Regions from separate parts of the Homo sapiens genome. Here region 2 is linked to region 1. A link is an interaction called in ENCODE POLR2A ChIA-PET data of the cell type or tissue named here. Cell type or tissue: PC-9. All regions are shown on one strand.

Evidence for each region. ChIA-PET counts read pairs that join two places held together with the same protein. Peaks named below come from ENCODE experiments on the same cell type or tissue, not always from the same donor. Only the 100,000 strongest peaks of a DNase experiment are listed, where the experiment ranks them.
Region 2: POLR2A ChIA-PET joins it to region 1 with 7 read pairs; 3 of 35 experiments call an interaction of 5 or more read pairs at or near these places.

The regions. Positions count from the first base shown.
Region 1 is chr3:195,349,763-195,357,762 of GRCh38, reverse strand. All of the region lies in intron 4 of ACAP2 (ArfGAP with coiled-coil, ankyrin repeat and PH domains 2), which reads left to right. It also overlaps the pseudogene RPL31P22. Among named protein-coding and RNA genes, the nearest start is that of XXYLT1, 83 kb to the right of the region's middle. In PC-9, no CTCF peak of the experiment used is centred here; a DNase peak (open chromatin) is centred at 4,532; H3K27ac peaks cover 4,641 bases.
Region 2 is chr3:195,474,778-195,482,777 of GRCh38, reverse strand. No RefSeq gene overlaps it. Among named protein-coding and RNA genes, the nearest start is that of ACAP2, 36 kb to the right of the region's middle. In PC-9, no CTCF peak of the experiment used is centred here; no DNase peak of the experiment used is centred here; H3K27me3 peaks cover 3,224 bases.

The sequences.
Region 1 (8,000 bases):
TTTATAGCAGTGTGAGAATGGACTAATACTGTGGTCTTGGATAACATCTGGAAGAATTCTCTGGATTACCAGGTAGAGACTCTTGTTTTCTTCCCTTACTTTCTCCAAAATGAGTGCAGTCTCTCTCTCTCTCTGGCTAAGCTGCCTGCAGCTTGGAGAGGGGTGATACAAGCACTCCTGTCGCCGCCATCGTTGGGACTGTACTTCGTCAGATCTGAAGCCAGCAAAGCACCGTGTCTTGCCCATGTCCTGCTGTAACTATTACCTGGCTGCAAGCTGTGTTCTCTTAAGGCACTCAGGCTATAGTCATTATTTCAAGAGTGGCTGAAGCTAGTCATTCTTGTGTATTTCCCTTCGGGGTGGTGAATTCCTCTGGGCTCCAGGCTCCGGACAGGTTCAGAGTGCCTGGAAGTCAGGGCCTGCAATCGGAAACCTTAGAAATTTCCCTGGCACTGTATTCAACTATGTTTAAGCTGGTACTGAAATCAAAAGACACAGTCCTTCCCACCCATCCCTTTCCTCTCCCCAGGCAGTGGAGTCACCCCCTGTGTCCACCTCCACACAGGCCCACAGGGAGTACTGCCACAATGTTGTCACTGTTCACTTAAGGCCCAAGGGCTCAGCTTTTCATGAATGTCGCCATTCCTGGGACCCACCCTTCAGGGCAGTGAGTTCCCTTCTGGCTTAGGGTAGTTCCAGAGGTGCCGTCCAGTGTTCTCTGGAATCAGGGACCCTACGAACCCACTTGGTGCTCCTCCCAACTATGTTTGAGGTGGTACCTAATCTGCAAGACAAAATCCCCTTTATTTTTCCCTCCCCTTTTCTCAAGCAGAAGGAGTCTTTCCTCGTAGCCACCGCAGCTGTGAATATGCCGGGTCACACCTGAAGTCTGCATGTCTGAGTCTTAGCTGAGGCCCACAGTGTGTGTTACTTGGTTGCTGCTGGTGATTATTCAGGGTCTAAGGGCTCTTTAGTCAGCAAGTGGTGAATTCTTCCTGGACTTGATCCTTCCCTTCAGGTTCCTTCTGGCCCAGGGTGTGTCTAAAAATATCACCCGGGAGTTAGAGCCTAGAATGGGGACCTCACGACTCTGCCTGATGCCTTATTCAACTGTGGCTGAGATGGTATTTATGTTGCAAAACAAAGTCCTGTTTATCCTTTCCTCTCCTCTTCTCAAGGAGAAGGACGGAATCTCTTTTGGAGCTGGGAGCCTTCCTGCCTTTGATTGGGAGATGTGTGACACAAGCGCTCCCTTAGCCGCATTGGCTGGTGTCTCACTAGGTCATGTACCTCCAAGTCCACTGGCTCTGAGCCCAGCCCAGCACTACAACTTGCCTAGGAGTTACAGTCCTTGTGACCTAGCCTGCCTTTTACTGTTATTTAGGACCCCAGAGCACTTTAGCCTGTGGTGGCGAGGCTTGCAGAAACTCCAGTTCCAACCTCCAGGCTGTGTGATTGTCCTGTCCCTGGGGCTGGTCTAAATGCTCCATTCATTGGCATTGGCTGAGTTCTGCCGGGATTGGCAGCACTGCGTTCCGGCTTGTAGTCCCACAGTTGCTGTGCTCTTTCCCCGTGTGCAGCGCAGATTCTTCCTCTGTGCCCTGTGGTTGCTACGAGCGCATGGGGGAGGGCTGGGGTCAGCAATTCAAGACTGTCTTTTCTATCCTCTTCACTGCCTCTTTCAGCAATATGAAGGTACTGTGATTGCTCACATGATTTTTGGTTCTTATGAAGGTGCTTTTTGTGTAGGTGGTTGTCAGATTTGGTGTTCCTGCAGGGAGGACAATCGGTGGAGGCTTCTATTTGGCCATATTGCTCTGCCTCCCATTCCAGCTTGTTTCTATTTTTAATTTTTGTTGCAATGGAGTCTTTTGCCTGGCCCTGAATAATATTTAAATAAATCACAAGGACTTGAAACTACAAAATGTATACTTAGAGCCAAAGTCACCTTACTTGTAAGAACTGGAAATGGGGATAATGCTCTCTATGGTTATGCAGCCTACTCTTTTACTAACCTTTCTGGACTAGATCTTTGAAGTGCGTCTTAGCTTTCCTCCTTTCCTGAAGAGAGCAGAGATAGTGCTGCTTTAACTGTGGTCATACATGTATGAGGAATAACTTTAGTGTGAGCTGTTGGTTTTAAAGAGTCATATATTATTCTATGCACTTTTGTAAGTTCATTTTATAATGAGCAGATTGGTCAACTGACATTTTTGATTATTTGTAATACATGTGTTGCTTGGAATAATACTGTTAATTTCCAGAAATATAAGTGAACCTTAGCTTTTCTGTTGGTGGCTTTTAAACTTTTTATGATGGGAAAATGTGTGAATTTTCTCCTGGGAAAGTATAGACTGGAGACTTAGATACCAGTAGATGAATTGAGGAATTTCTGTGTAGCAGTTTAATATAGAAAAGAGTTAGCTGTCCATGAGGAAGGGCTTTAAGAACAACAATAACTACCAAAAAAAAAAAAAAAAAGAAGAAAAAGAAAAGAATTAGCTGTTAGATAGCTGTGGCTTGAGAATTGGCAAGTCAGAGACAGAACTGTTGCTTTATTGACAACATACTTTTCACACTAATGGAAGTATTAAAAGTATATAGCCTACATTATTGTGGCTGGGCACAGTGGCTCACACCTGTAATCCCAGCACTTTGGGAGGCTGAGGTCAGGAGTTCGAGATCAGGCTGTCCAACATGGCGAAACCCCGTCTCTGGTAAAAATACAAAAATCAACTGAGCATGGTGGCACATGCCTGTAGTCCCAGCTACTCAGAGGGCTAAGGCGCAAGAATTGCTCGAACCTGGGAAGTACAGGTAACAGTGAGCTGAGATCATGCCATTGCACTCCAGCCTGCGTGATGGAGTGAGACTCTTGTCTCCAAAACAAAGCCAGTAAATAGTCTAGATTACTGACATCTAATTTCATGAAATACTTGACATTCTATTCAAGTGTATAGAAAATTTAATTTTGGTAATGTTACATTTTAAAGGCAGTAGTATCCAGGATATATGTATGGGCCAAGAGTTCACGATGAAGTTGCTAAGAGCAACTGCAACAAAAGCAAAAATTGACAAATGGGATCTAATTAAAGAGTTTCTGCACAATCAAAGAAACTGTCAGCAGAGTAAACAGACAACCTATAGAACGGGAGAAAATATTTGCAAACTATTCATCTGATAATGCTCTTATATCCAGAATTTATAAGGAACTTAAATTATAAAGAAAAACACAACCCCATTAAAAAGCAGGCAAAGGACATGAACAGACATTTCTCAAAAGAAGACATACATGTGGCTAACACTCATATAAAAAAAGCTCAACATCACTGATCATTGGAGAAGTGCAAATCAAAACCACAATGAGATATACCATCTCACATCAGCTGGGTGAGATACCATTGCTGGGTATATAACCATAGGAATATAGTTCTATTATAAAGACATATGTATGTGTATGTTCATTGCAGCACTATTCACAACAGCAAAGACGTGGAATCAACCTAAATGCCCATCAGTGGTAGACTGGATAAAGAAAATGCATACGTACATATACACTATGGAATACTATGCAGCCATAAAAAAGAATGAGATCATGTCCTTTGCAGGAACATGGATGGAGCTGGAGGCCATTATCCTTAGCAGACTAACACAGGAACAGAAAACCAAATACCACATGTTCTCATTTATAAGTGGGGGAGCTAAATGATGAGAACACATGGACACATACAGGGGAACCACACATACTGTGGCTTATTGGAGTGGGAGGGTAGGAGGAGGGAGAGGATCAGAAAAAATAACTAATGGATAGTAGGTGTAATACCTGGGTGATGAAATAATCTGTATAACAAATCCCTGTGACACCCGTTTACCTATGTAACAAACCTCCACATCCTGCACATGCACCCCTGAACCTAAAAGTTAAAAAAAAGTTGAAAAGCAGAAAAGAGAAAAATGTTCTGCTTTTCTCTTTGGAATATAATGATGTTTTTTTAACAACTTTATTAAGGAATAATTGACATAAACTGCATAGTTACAGCATACAATTTGATAACTTTTGAGATCCACACATCTCCATGAAATCGCTACAAATAATTTAGTGAATATAACAATCATGCTTTAAAAGTTTTTCTTTGCCACTTTGTAATTTCTGTTTCTCTCCCTTCTTCCCTCATTCCTAGTCTGTCGTGAATCTGCTATCATTATTGGTTTGTTTGCATTTTCTAGAATTGTATGTAAATGGACTTTTGTAGTCTAGTTTCTTCAGTGTTATTTTGAGGTCCAATTATATTGCATGTTTCAGTCCTTCATTCCCTTTTTATTGCTCAATACGATTGCATTGTATGGATTTATCACAAGTTTTAAAATCCATCTACCTGTGGATGGTTATATTAGCTATCTACTGCTGTATAACAGATTATTTGAAAACTTAGTGGCATGAAACAACATGCATGTATTATCTTACAGTTTCTGGGCCAGGAATTTGGGAGTGGCTTAGTTGGGTGACTCTGACTCAGGAATTTCATGAGATTGCCTCAGTCTCTGGTCCTCTGACCAAGGATCCTCTTTGCAGGGATGCTTGAGTGTCCTTATGACATGAAATCTGGTTACTGCTAAAACAAGTGATCCAAGAGCAGCATGGGCAAACAGGAAGCTCCAATGCCTTTTTTTTTTTTTTTTTTAAAGACAGAGTCTCACTCTGTCATCCAGGCTGGAGTGAATGGCATGACCTTGGCTCATTGCAACTTCCGCCTCCCAGGTTGAAGCGATTCTTGTGCCTCAGCCTCCTGAGTAGCTAGGATTACAGATGTGCGCCACCACACCCAGCTAATTTTGGTATTTTTAGTAGAGTTGGGGTTTCACCATGTTGGCCAGGCTGGTCTGGAACTCCTGACCTCAAGTGATCTGCCCGCCTCAGCCTCCCAAAGTGCTGAGACACTGCATCTGGCTGGAAGCTTCAATGCCTTTTATAACCTGGTCTCAGCAGTCACACATTGTTACTTTCTTCATGATACTGTTTGCTAGAAGTAAGTCACTCCATCTAGCCCACACTCAAAGAGCAAAGAATTGGGGCTGCTTTTGAAGAAAGCAGTGTTAAAGAATTTGTTGTCATATTTTAAAGCTACCGCAATGGACTTTGGGGTTGTTTTTAGGTTTTGGCTATTACAAATAAAAATGCTTATTAAAATACATGTAAAAATCTGTGTAGGCATATAGTTTTATTTCTTTATGTGAATAGCCAGGTGTAAAACGGCTAGTTTGTAAGATAGTGTTATGCTTAAATGTTTACTATTTTTAAAGTGAAGACTGTAAGCCATTGCTAAGAGAAAATAAGGAAATATTTAATTTCTTTTATTTATTGTTTATATTAATTTTTAATACAGTCACGCATCATTTAACAACAGTGAAACATTCTGAGAAATGTGTTGTTAGGTGATTTCTTCATTGTGTGAGTATCATAGAATGTACTTATCACAAACCTAGGCAGTGTAGCCTCCTACACACCTAGGCTACGTGGTGTAGTCTATTGCTTTTACGCTGCAAACCTATACAGCATGTTTCTGTAATGAATACGTTAGGCATTTGTAACATAATGGTAGATATTTGTGTATTTAAACATAGAAAAAGTACAGTACAGATACAGTACTATAATTTTATGGGACCACCGTTATATGTGCGGCCTGTCTTTGACCAAAATGTCATTATGCGGCACATGACTGTTTTACATTTCTTTAAAGTGTTAATATCTGTAAAGAAATTAAAACCTACACAAATGTTGTTTTGCAAAGTGGATTGTGCTATTTTACATCAGCAGTGTACAAGAGTGCAGGGGTTCCACATGCTCAGCAACACTTGGCATAGTCACTTTCTAAAATTGTTTATGGTTTTAATTTGCATTTCCTTATTAATAAGTAATGATGTTGAGCATTTTGTTTCTTTGCCATCTATGGATCTTCTTTGGTGAAGTGTCATCTTTTGTTCATTAAAAAAATGGATTTAGGCCGGGCATGGTGGCTCACGCCTGTAATCCCAGCACTTTGGGAGGCCGATGCGGGCGGATCACGGATCAGGAGATCCAGACCATCCTGCCTAACACAGTGAAACCCTTTGTCTACTAAAAATACAAAAAATTAGCTGGGCGTGGTGGTGGGGGGCGCCTGTGGTCCCAACTGCTGGGGAGGCTGAAGCAGGAGAATGGCGTGATCCCGGGAGGTGGAGCTTGCAGTGAGCTGACATCACGCCACTGCACTCCAGGGTGACAGAGCAAGACTCCGTCACACACACACACACACACACACACACACACACACACACACACACGAAAAAGAAAAAATATGGATTTATTGGCCTGGCGTGGTGACTCACGCCTGTAATCCCAGCCCTTTGGAAGGCTGAGGCGGGCGGATCACTTGAGGTCAGGAGTTCATGACCATCCTGGGCAACATGGCGAAACTCTGTCTCTACTAAAAGTACAAAAATTAACTGGCGTGGTGGCATGCCCCTGTAATCCCAGCTGCTTGGGAGGCTGAGGCAGGAGAATCACTTGAACCTGGGAGGCGGAGGTTGCAGTGAGCCGAGATCACACCACTGCACTCCAGCCTGGGCGACAGAGCAAGACCCTGTCCCCCGCCCAAAAAAAAAAAAGGATTTATCTTCATATTTACTGAGTTGTTATATGTTTTGCAGATATTTTCTTCCATGCTTTGGCTTGCCTTTTTCATTTTTGTAGCAGTGTTTTTTAAAGATCAAACTTTTTTTTTATGAAGTCAGTTTATTGATTTTGTTCTTTTGTAGTTTTCTTTTGTGTTCTGTTAGGAAATGTTTGCTTAACCCTATTCAGTAAGATTTTTTTCAATGTTTTCTTGTGGAAGTTTAGGTCTATGATCTATTTCAAGTTAAATTTTATAAATGTTCTGTGGTAACGGTTGAAGTTCTTTTTCCTCTCTATTATTATTAAATTCTTTGCATGTGGCTCTCCAGCTTGCTCTGTACATTTTCCCATCTTTATTGGCACCTTTTGTAAAAAAAATAAATGAATAAAAGCTGACCATATGCGTGGGTAATTTCTGCTTTATTGATCTTTTTGCTTGTCTTTTTTCTTTTTTTTTTTTTCCTGAGACAGTCTTGCTTTGTTTTCTGGGCTAGAGTGCAGTGAAATGAAAATGACTCACTGCAGCCTCCACCTCCTGGGCTCAAGTAATCCTCCTGCCTTAGCCTCCTGAGTAGCTGGGACCACAGGCACATGCTACACCCCTGGCTAATTTTTTGAATTTTTGTCGAGATTGGGGGGTCTCACTTTGTTGCCAAGGCTGGTCTCCAACTCCTGGGCTCAAGTGATCCTCTCAAACTGTTGGGATTACAGACGTGAGCCACTGTACCCAGACTTTACCTGTCTTTATACAGTACCATACTTCATTGATTACTGTAGCTTTCATAGTAAGTCTTGAAATCAGGTAGTATGAGTATTCTAACTCTTTTCCTCTTTTTCAAAGTTATTTTGGCTATTCTAGGTCCTTTATGTTTTCATATAACTTTTAGAATCAACTTTTCAGTTTCTACTGAGATTTGGAGTGGAATTGCGTTGAATGTATAGATCAATTTGAGGTGAATCAACATTTTGCTAATAATAAGTCTTCTAATCTGAATAGTATATGTGTTACTCAAAGTAGAGGGCCATGATTCTGTCTATTTGTGTGTGTATGATTTGCTCACTTTATTTGACAATCAGTGGTTAGTTCTTGTCCACACTGACTTTCGACAGATTTTTGAAAGTGGTGACAGACACATAGGTAATCAATGTATAGAGCTTGTTTGGTGAATGTTCAGCCTCATCATGTTTTCTGGAAAACCACATATGGGATCCTATGAGATATTGCTTGTTCCTTTGTTCCAGACAGCTTTGTTTTGCCTGGTGTCAATGCGCACATCTAGAATTCCCATCTCCTTCATGGCAAATTTCTGGATCTCTTTGAGTGCCTGAGGGCCATGCTTCTTGAAGC
Region 2 (8,000 bases), 130 kb before region 1:
TATGATACAGAGGAGCTTCACTATATCCACCACTGTGATATCATACAGAGCAGCTTCACTATATCCACCACTGTGATATCATACAGAGGAGCTTCACTATATCTACCACTGTGATATCATACAGGGTAGCTTCACTATATCTACCGCTGTGATATCATACAGAGGAGCTTCATTGTATCTACCACTGTGATATCACACAGAGGAGCTGTGCTATATCTACCACTGCGATATCATACAGAGCAGCTTCAGTGTATCTACCACTGTGATATCATACAGGGGATCTTCACTGTATCTACCAGTGTTATATCATACAGAGCAGCTTCACTATATCTACCACTGTGATATCACACAGACGAGCTTCACTGTATGTACCACTGTGATATCACACAGAGGAGCTTCACAATATCTACCACTGTAATATCATACAGAGCAGCTTCACTGTATCTACCAGTGTGATATCACACAGAGGAGCTTCACTATATCTATCACTGTGATGTCATACAGAGCAGCTTCATTGTATCTACCAGTGTGATATCACAGAGAGGAACTTCACTATATCTACCACTGTGATATCATACAGAGCAGCTTCACTATATCTACCTCTGTGATATTATACAGGGAAGCTTCATTATATCTACCACTGTGATATCATACAGAGGAGCTTCACTATATCCACCACTGTGATATCATACAGGGGACCTTCACTATATCTACCACTATGATATCACACAGAGGAGCTTCATTGTATCTACCACTGTGATATCACACAGAGGAGCTGTGCTATAGTTACCACTGTCATATCATACAGAGCAGCTTCAGTGTATCTACCACTGTGATATCATACAGGGGAGCTTCACTATATCTACCACTGTTATATCATACAGAGCAGCTTCACTATATCTACCACTGTGATATCACACTGACAAGCTTCACTGTATCTACCACTGTGATATCACACAGAGGAGCTTCACTATATCTACCACTGTGATATCATACAGAGCAGCTTCACTGTATCTACCACTGTGATATCACACAGAGGAGCTTCACTATATCTACCACTGTGATATCATACAGAGGAGCTTCACTATTTCTACCACTGTGATATCACACAGAGGAGCTTCACTGTATGTACCACTGTGATATCACACAGAGCAGCTTCACTATATCTACCACTGTGATATCCTACAGGGGATCTTCACTATATCTACCACTGTGATGTCACACAGAGGATCTTCACTATATCTACCACTGTGGTATCATACAGGGGAGCTTCACGATATCTATCACTGTGATATCATATGGGGAACTTCACTATATCTACCACTGTGATATCACACAGAGGAACTTCACTATATCTACCACTGTGATATTATACAGGGGAGCTTCACTAAATCTACCACTGTGATATCACACAGAGGAACTTCACTATACGTACCACTGTGATATCATACATGGGAGCTTCACTATATCTACTACTGTGACATCACACAGAGGAGCTTCACTATATCTACGACTGTGATATCATACAGAGGAGCTTCACTTTATCTACCACTGTGATGTACAGCGGAGCTTTACTATATGTACCACTGTGATATCATACAGAGCAGCTCCACTATATCTACCACTGTGATATCACACAGAGCAGCTTCACTGTATCTACCACTGTGATATCATACAGAGGAGCTTCACTATATGTACCACTGTGATATCACACAGAGGAGCTTCACTATATCTACCACTGTGATATCACACAGAGGAGCTTCACTATATCTACCACTGTGATATCACACAGAGGAGCTTCACTATATCTACCACTGTGATATCACACAGAGGAGCTTCACTGTATCTACCACTGTGATATCATCCAGAGCAGCTTCACTATATCTACCACTGTGATATCATACAGGGGAGCTTCTCTATAACTACCACTGTGGTATCATACAGAGCAGCTGCACTGTTGATATCATACAGAGCAGCTTCACTATATCTCCCACTTTTATATCATACAGAGCAGCTTCACTATATCTACCACTGTGATATCACACAGAGCAGCTTCACTATATCTACCAGTGTGATATCATACAGAGGAGCTTCACTATATCTACCACTGTGATATTATACAGAGGAGCTTCACTATATCTACCACTGTGGTATCATATATAGGAGCTTCACTATATCTACCACTGTGATATCATACAGAGGAGCTTCACTATATCTACCACTGTGATATCACACAGAGGATCTTCACTATATCTACCACTGTGATATCACACAGAGGAGCTTCACTATATCTACCACTGTGATATCACACAGAGGAGCTTCACTGTATCTACCACTGTGATATCATACAGAGCAGCTTCACTATATCTACCACTGTGATATCATACAGGGGAGCTTCTCTATAACTACCACTGTGATATCATACAGAGCAGCTGCACTGTTGATATCATACAGAGCAGCTTCACTATATCTCCCACTGTTATATCATACAGAGCAGCTTCACTATATCTACCACTGTGATATCACACAGAGCAGCTTCACTATATCTACCAGTGTGATATCATACAGAGGAGCTTCACTGTATCTACCCCTGTGATATCGCACAGAGGAGCTGCACTATATCGACCACTGTGATATCATACAGAGCAGTTTCAGTGTATCTACCACTGTGATATCGCACAGAGCAGCTTCCCTGTATCTACCGCTGTGATATCATACAGAGGAGCTTCACTGTATCTACCACTGTGATATCGCACAGAGGAGCTTCACTGTATCTACCACTGTGATATCATACAGAGGAGCTTCACTGTATCTGCCGCTGTGATATCGCACAGAGGAGCTTCACTATATCTACCACTGTGGTATCATATATAGGAGCTTCACTATATCTACCACTGTGATATCATACAGAGGAGCTTCACTATATCTACCACTGTGATATCACACAGAGGATCTTCACTATATCTACCACTGTGATATCACACAGAGGAGCTTCACTATATCTACCACTGTGATATCACACAGAGGAGCTTCACTGTATCTATCACTGTGATATCATACAGAGCAGCTTCACTATATCTACCACTGTGATATCATACAGGGGAGCTTCTCTATAACTACCACTGTGATATCATACAGAGCAGCTGCACTGTTGATATCATACAGAGCAGCTTCACTGTATCTCCCACTGTTATATCATACCGAGCAGCTTCACTCTATCTACCACTGTGATATCACACAGAGCAGCTTCACTATATCTACCAGTGTGATATCATACAGAGGAGCTTCACTGTATCTACCCCTGTGATATCGCACAGAGGAGCTGCACTATATCGACCACTGTGATATCATACAGAGCAGTTTCAGTGTATCTACCACTGTGATATCGCACAGAGCAGCTTCCCTGTATCTACCGCTGTGATATCATACAGAGGAGCTTCACTGTATCTACCACTGTGATATCGCACAGAGGAGCTTCACTGTATCTGCCACTGTGATATCGCATAGAGGAGCTTCACTGTATCTACCACTGTGATATCGCACAGAGGAGCTTCACTGTATCTGCCACTGTGATATCACACAGAGGAGCTTCCCTGTATCTTCCCCTGTGATATCGCACAGAGGAGCTTCACTGTATCTGCCACTGTGATATCATACAGAGGAGCTTCACTGTATCTACCACTGTGATATCACACAGAGCTGCTTCACTGTATCTACCACTGTGATATCACACAGAGGAGCTTCACTGTATCTGCCACTGTGATATCGCACAGAGGAGCTTCACTGTATCTACCACTGTGATATCATACAGAGGAGCTTCACTGTATCTACCACTGTGATATCATACAGAGCTGCTTCACTGTATCTACCACTGTGATATCACACAGAGGAGCTTCACTGTATCTGCCACTGTGATATCGCACAGAGGAGCTTCACTGTATCTGCCACTGTGATATCACACAGAGGAGCTTCCCTGTATCTACCCCTGTGATATCGCATAGAGGAGCTTCACTGTATCTACCACTGTGATATCATACAGAGGAGCTTCACTGTATCTACCACTGTGATATCATACAGAGCTGCTTCACTGTATCTACCAGTGTGATATCACACAGAGGAGCTTCACTGTATCTGCCACTGTGATATCGCACAGAGGAGCTTCACTGTATCTACCACTGTGATATCATACAGAGGAGCTTCACTGTATCTACCACTGTGATATCATACAGAGCTGCTTCACTGTATCTACCACTGTGATATCATACAGAGGAGCTTCACTGTATCTGCCACTGTGATATCGCACAGAGGAGCTTCACTGTATCTGCCGCTGTGATATCACACAGAGGAGCTTCACTATATCTGCCGCTGTGATATCACACAGAGGAGCTTCCCTGTATCTACCGCTGTGATATCACACAGAGGAGCTTCACTATATCTACCACTGTGATATCATACAGAGGAGCTTCGCTGCCCTAAAAATCCTCTCCACTGATTCATTCCTTCCTCCTCCCAACCCCTGGCAACCACTGGGCTTTTTGTTAGTTCCATAATTTTGCCTTTTCCAGAATGTCCTCTAGTTGGAATCATACAGTATATAGCCTTTTCAGATTGACTTCTTTCACATAGTAATATGCGTTTCAGCTTCCTCCGTATCTTTTCATGGCTGGATAGCTCATTTCTTTTTAACACTGAGTGTTATTCCGTTTTCGGTATATACCATAGTTTATCCATTAATCCACCGGAGGACATCTTGGTTGCTTATAAGTTTTGGAGATTATGAATAAAGCTGCTGCAAACATCTGTGTACAGGTTTTAACGTGTACAGGTCCTTTGGGTAAATACAAAGGAGTGCAGTTGCTGGATCATACAGTCAGAGTTTTATTTAGTTTTGTAAGAATCTGCCAAGCTATCTTCCAATGCACCTGAACCATTTTCCCACCAGCAATAAATGAGAGTTCCTATTGCTCCACATCCTTGTCAGCATTTAGTGTTGTAAGTGTTCTGGTTTTTAGCCACACTAATGATTTGCATTTCCCAGATGATATGTGATGTGGAGCTTTTTTTTTTTTTTTTAAGAAACAAGGTCTTGCTGTCGTCCAGACTGGAGTACAGTGGCACAATCACGGCTCACTGCACACCCACAACCTCCAGACTCAAGCAATCCTCCCACCTCAGCCTCCCAAGTAGCTGGAACTACAGGCATGCGCCACTGTGCTTGGCTAATTTTTGTTTTTCTTGTAGAGATGGGGTTTCACCATGTTGTCCAGGCTGGTCTCAAACTCCTGAGCTCAAGCAATCCTCCCACCTCAGCCTCCCAAACTATTGGGATTACAAATGTGAGCCACCACACCCAGCCAATTTTTAGATTTTTTTGTAGAGCCAAGGTCTCACTATGTTACCCAGGCTGGTCTCCAACTCCTGGGCTGAAGCAATCTTCACACTTCCCACAGTGCTGGGATCACAAGCGTGAGCCACCATGCCCAGCTGGTTGTTTTATTATTGTTGAGCTTTAAGAGTTCTTTGTATATGTTGAATAACAGTCCTTTATCATATAAATCTTTTGCAAATATATTCTCCCAGTATGTGGCTTGTTTTCTTTCTCTTGAATGAATTTTGAGAACTATACTTTGAACACTTAGCTTTCTTTTTTGCCCAGATTCTGGAAAAATAGTATTACATATGTTGATGAGAATTCTCTGAAGAATTAAAAATAAGAGATAAATGTTGATGAGGATGTGGAGAAAAGAGAACCCTTGTAAACTGTTTGGGGAATATAAATTGGTACAACCATTATGGGAAACCATATGAAGCTTCCTCAAATAATTAAAAATAGAACTACTGTATGATCCAGCAATTCCATTTCTGGGTATATATCCAAAGCAAATGAAACTGGTATGTTGAAGAGATGTAAGTGTCCACCAACAGTTGAATGTATAAAGAAAATGTGGTGTATATACACAGTGGAATATTATTCAGCCTTAAAAAAGAAATGCTGTCATTTGCAAGGACATGGATGAACGTGGAGGACATATGTTAAGTGAAATAAGCCAGGCACAGAAATGCAAATACTGCATGACCCCACTTACGTGTGGAATCTAAAAAAGTCAAACTCAGAAGTAAAGAGTAGAATGGGCCAGACGTGGTGGCTCACACCTGTAATCCCAGCACTTTGGGAGGCCAAGTCGGGAGGATCATGAGATCAGGAGATCAAGACCATCCTGGCTAACATGGTGAAACCCTGTCTCTACTAAAAATGCAAAAAAAAAATTAGCCGGGCATGGTGATGGGCACCTGTAGTCCCAGCTACTCTGGAGGCTGAGGCAGGAGAATGGTGTGAACCCGGGAGGCAGAGCTTGCAGTGAGCTGAGATCGTGCCACTGCACTCCAGCCTGGGTGACAGAGTGAGACTCCGCCTCAAAAAAAAAAAAAAAAAAAAAGAGCTTGGGTGACAGGGTAATACTCTGTCTGGAAAAAAAAAAAAAAAGAGTAGAATGATGGTTGCCAGTGGCTGGGGTTTGGGGTTGGAAAGATGTTGGTCAAAGGACATAAAGTTTCAGTTAGATGAAGGAATAACTTGGGGTAATCTGTTGTTAAATATGGTGACTATAGTTAATAACAGTGTTTTGGCTGGGTGCAGTGGTTCACCCCTGTAATCCCAGTACTTTGGAAGGCCGAGGTAGGAGGATCACTTGAGGCCAGGAGTTCAAGACCAGCCTAAGTAACATGGTGAGACGCTGTCTCTAAAACATAAAAAATAAAATGAGCTGGGTGTGGTGGTACATGCCTGTAGTTCCAGCTACCTGGGAGGCTGAAGCGGGAGGGTTGCTTGAGCCTAGGAGGTCAAGGCTGAAGTGAGTTATGATTGTGCCACTGCACTCCAGCCTGGGGGACAGAGTGAGACCCTGTCTCAAAAAAAAAAAAAAAAATTAATAACAGTGTTTTATATACTTGAAAATTGCTGAAAGAGCAGATTTTAAATGTTCTTAGGATGAAAAACTAAGTATATGAGGTGATGGATGTGTTAGTTTGATTTAACTATTCCACGATGTATATACATAAATCAAAAATGTGTGTACATACCATAAATATATAATTTTATTTGTTAATTTAAAAAATTAAAACAGAAGGGTGTATTCTTCTTTTCGAGATCTTCTAGATTTTTTATGTAAATGCAAGTGAGTAAAAATGTGATGACTTTTTGGTTGTTGTTTGTTGGTTTGTTTGAGATGGAGTTTTGCTCTTGTTGCCCAGGCTGGATTGCAATGGCGTGATCTTGGCTCACTACAACCTCTGCCTCCTGGGTTTGAGCTATTCTGCTGCCTTAGCCTCCCAGGTAGCTGGGATTGCAGGTGCCTGCCACCATGCCCGGCTAATTTTTTAATATTTCTAGCAGAAATGGGGTTTCACCATGTTGGCCAGGCTGGTCTTGAACTCCTGTCCTCAAGCGATCCGCCCACCTCGGCCTCCCAAAGTGCTGGGATTACAAGTATGAGCCACCCCGCCAGGCCTCTTTTTTTGAGACAGAGTCTCACTCTGTTGTCCAGCCTGGAGTGCAGTGGTGCAATCTGGGCTCACTGCAACCTGTGCCTCTCGAGTTCAAGTGATTCTCCTGCTTCAGCCTCCTGAGTAGCTGGGATTACAGGCATGCAGCAAGACGCCTGGCTAAATTTTGTATTTTGTATTTTTATTAGAAACGGGGTTTTGCCATATTGGCCAGGCTGGTCTTGAACTCCTGACATTAAGTGATCCACCCACCTCAGCCTCCCAAAGTGCTGGGATTACAAGCTTAAGCACCGCACCCGGTCGACTTTTCCTCTCCTCTCCCCTCCCCTCCCCTCCCCTCCCCTCCTCCCCTCTCCTCTCCTCCCCTCCCCCCCTCTCCTCTCCTCTCCTCTCCTTCCTCTCTCTCTTCCTTCCCTCCTTTCCTCCTCTTTCTTTCTCCTTCCTTCCTTCCTTCCCTCCCTCCCTCCCCCACCTTCTCTTTCTCTCTGTTTCTCTCT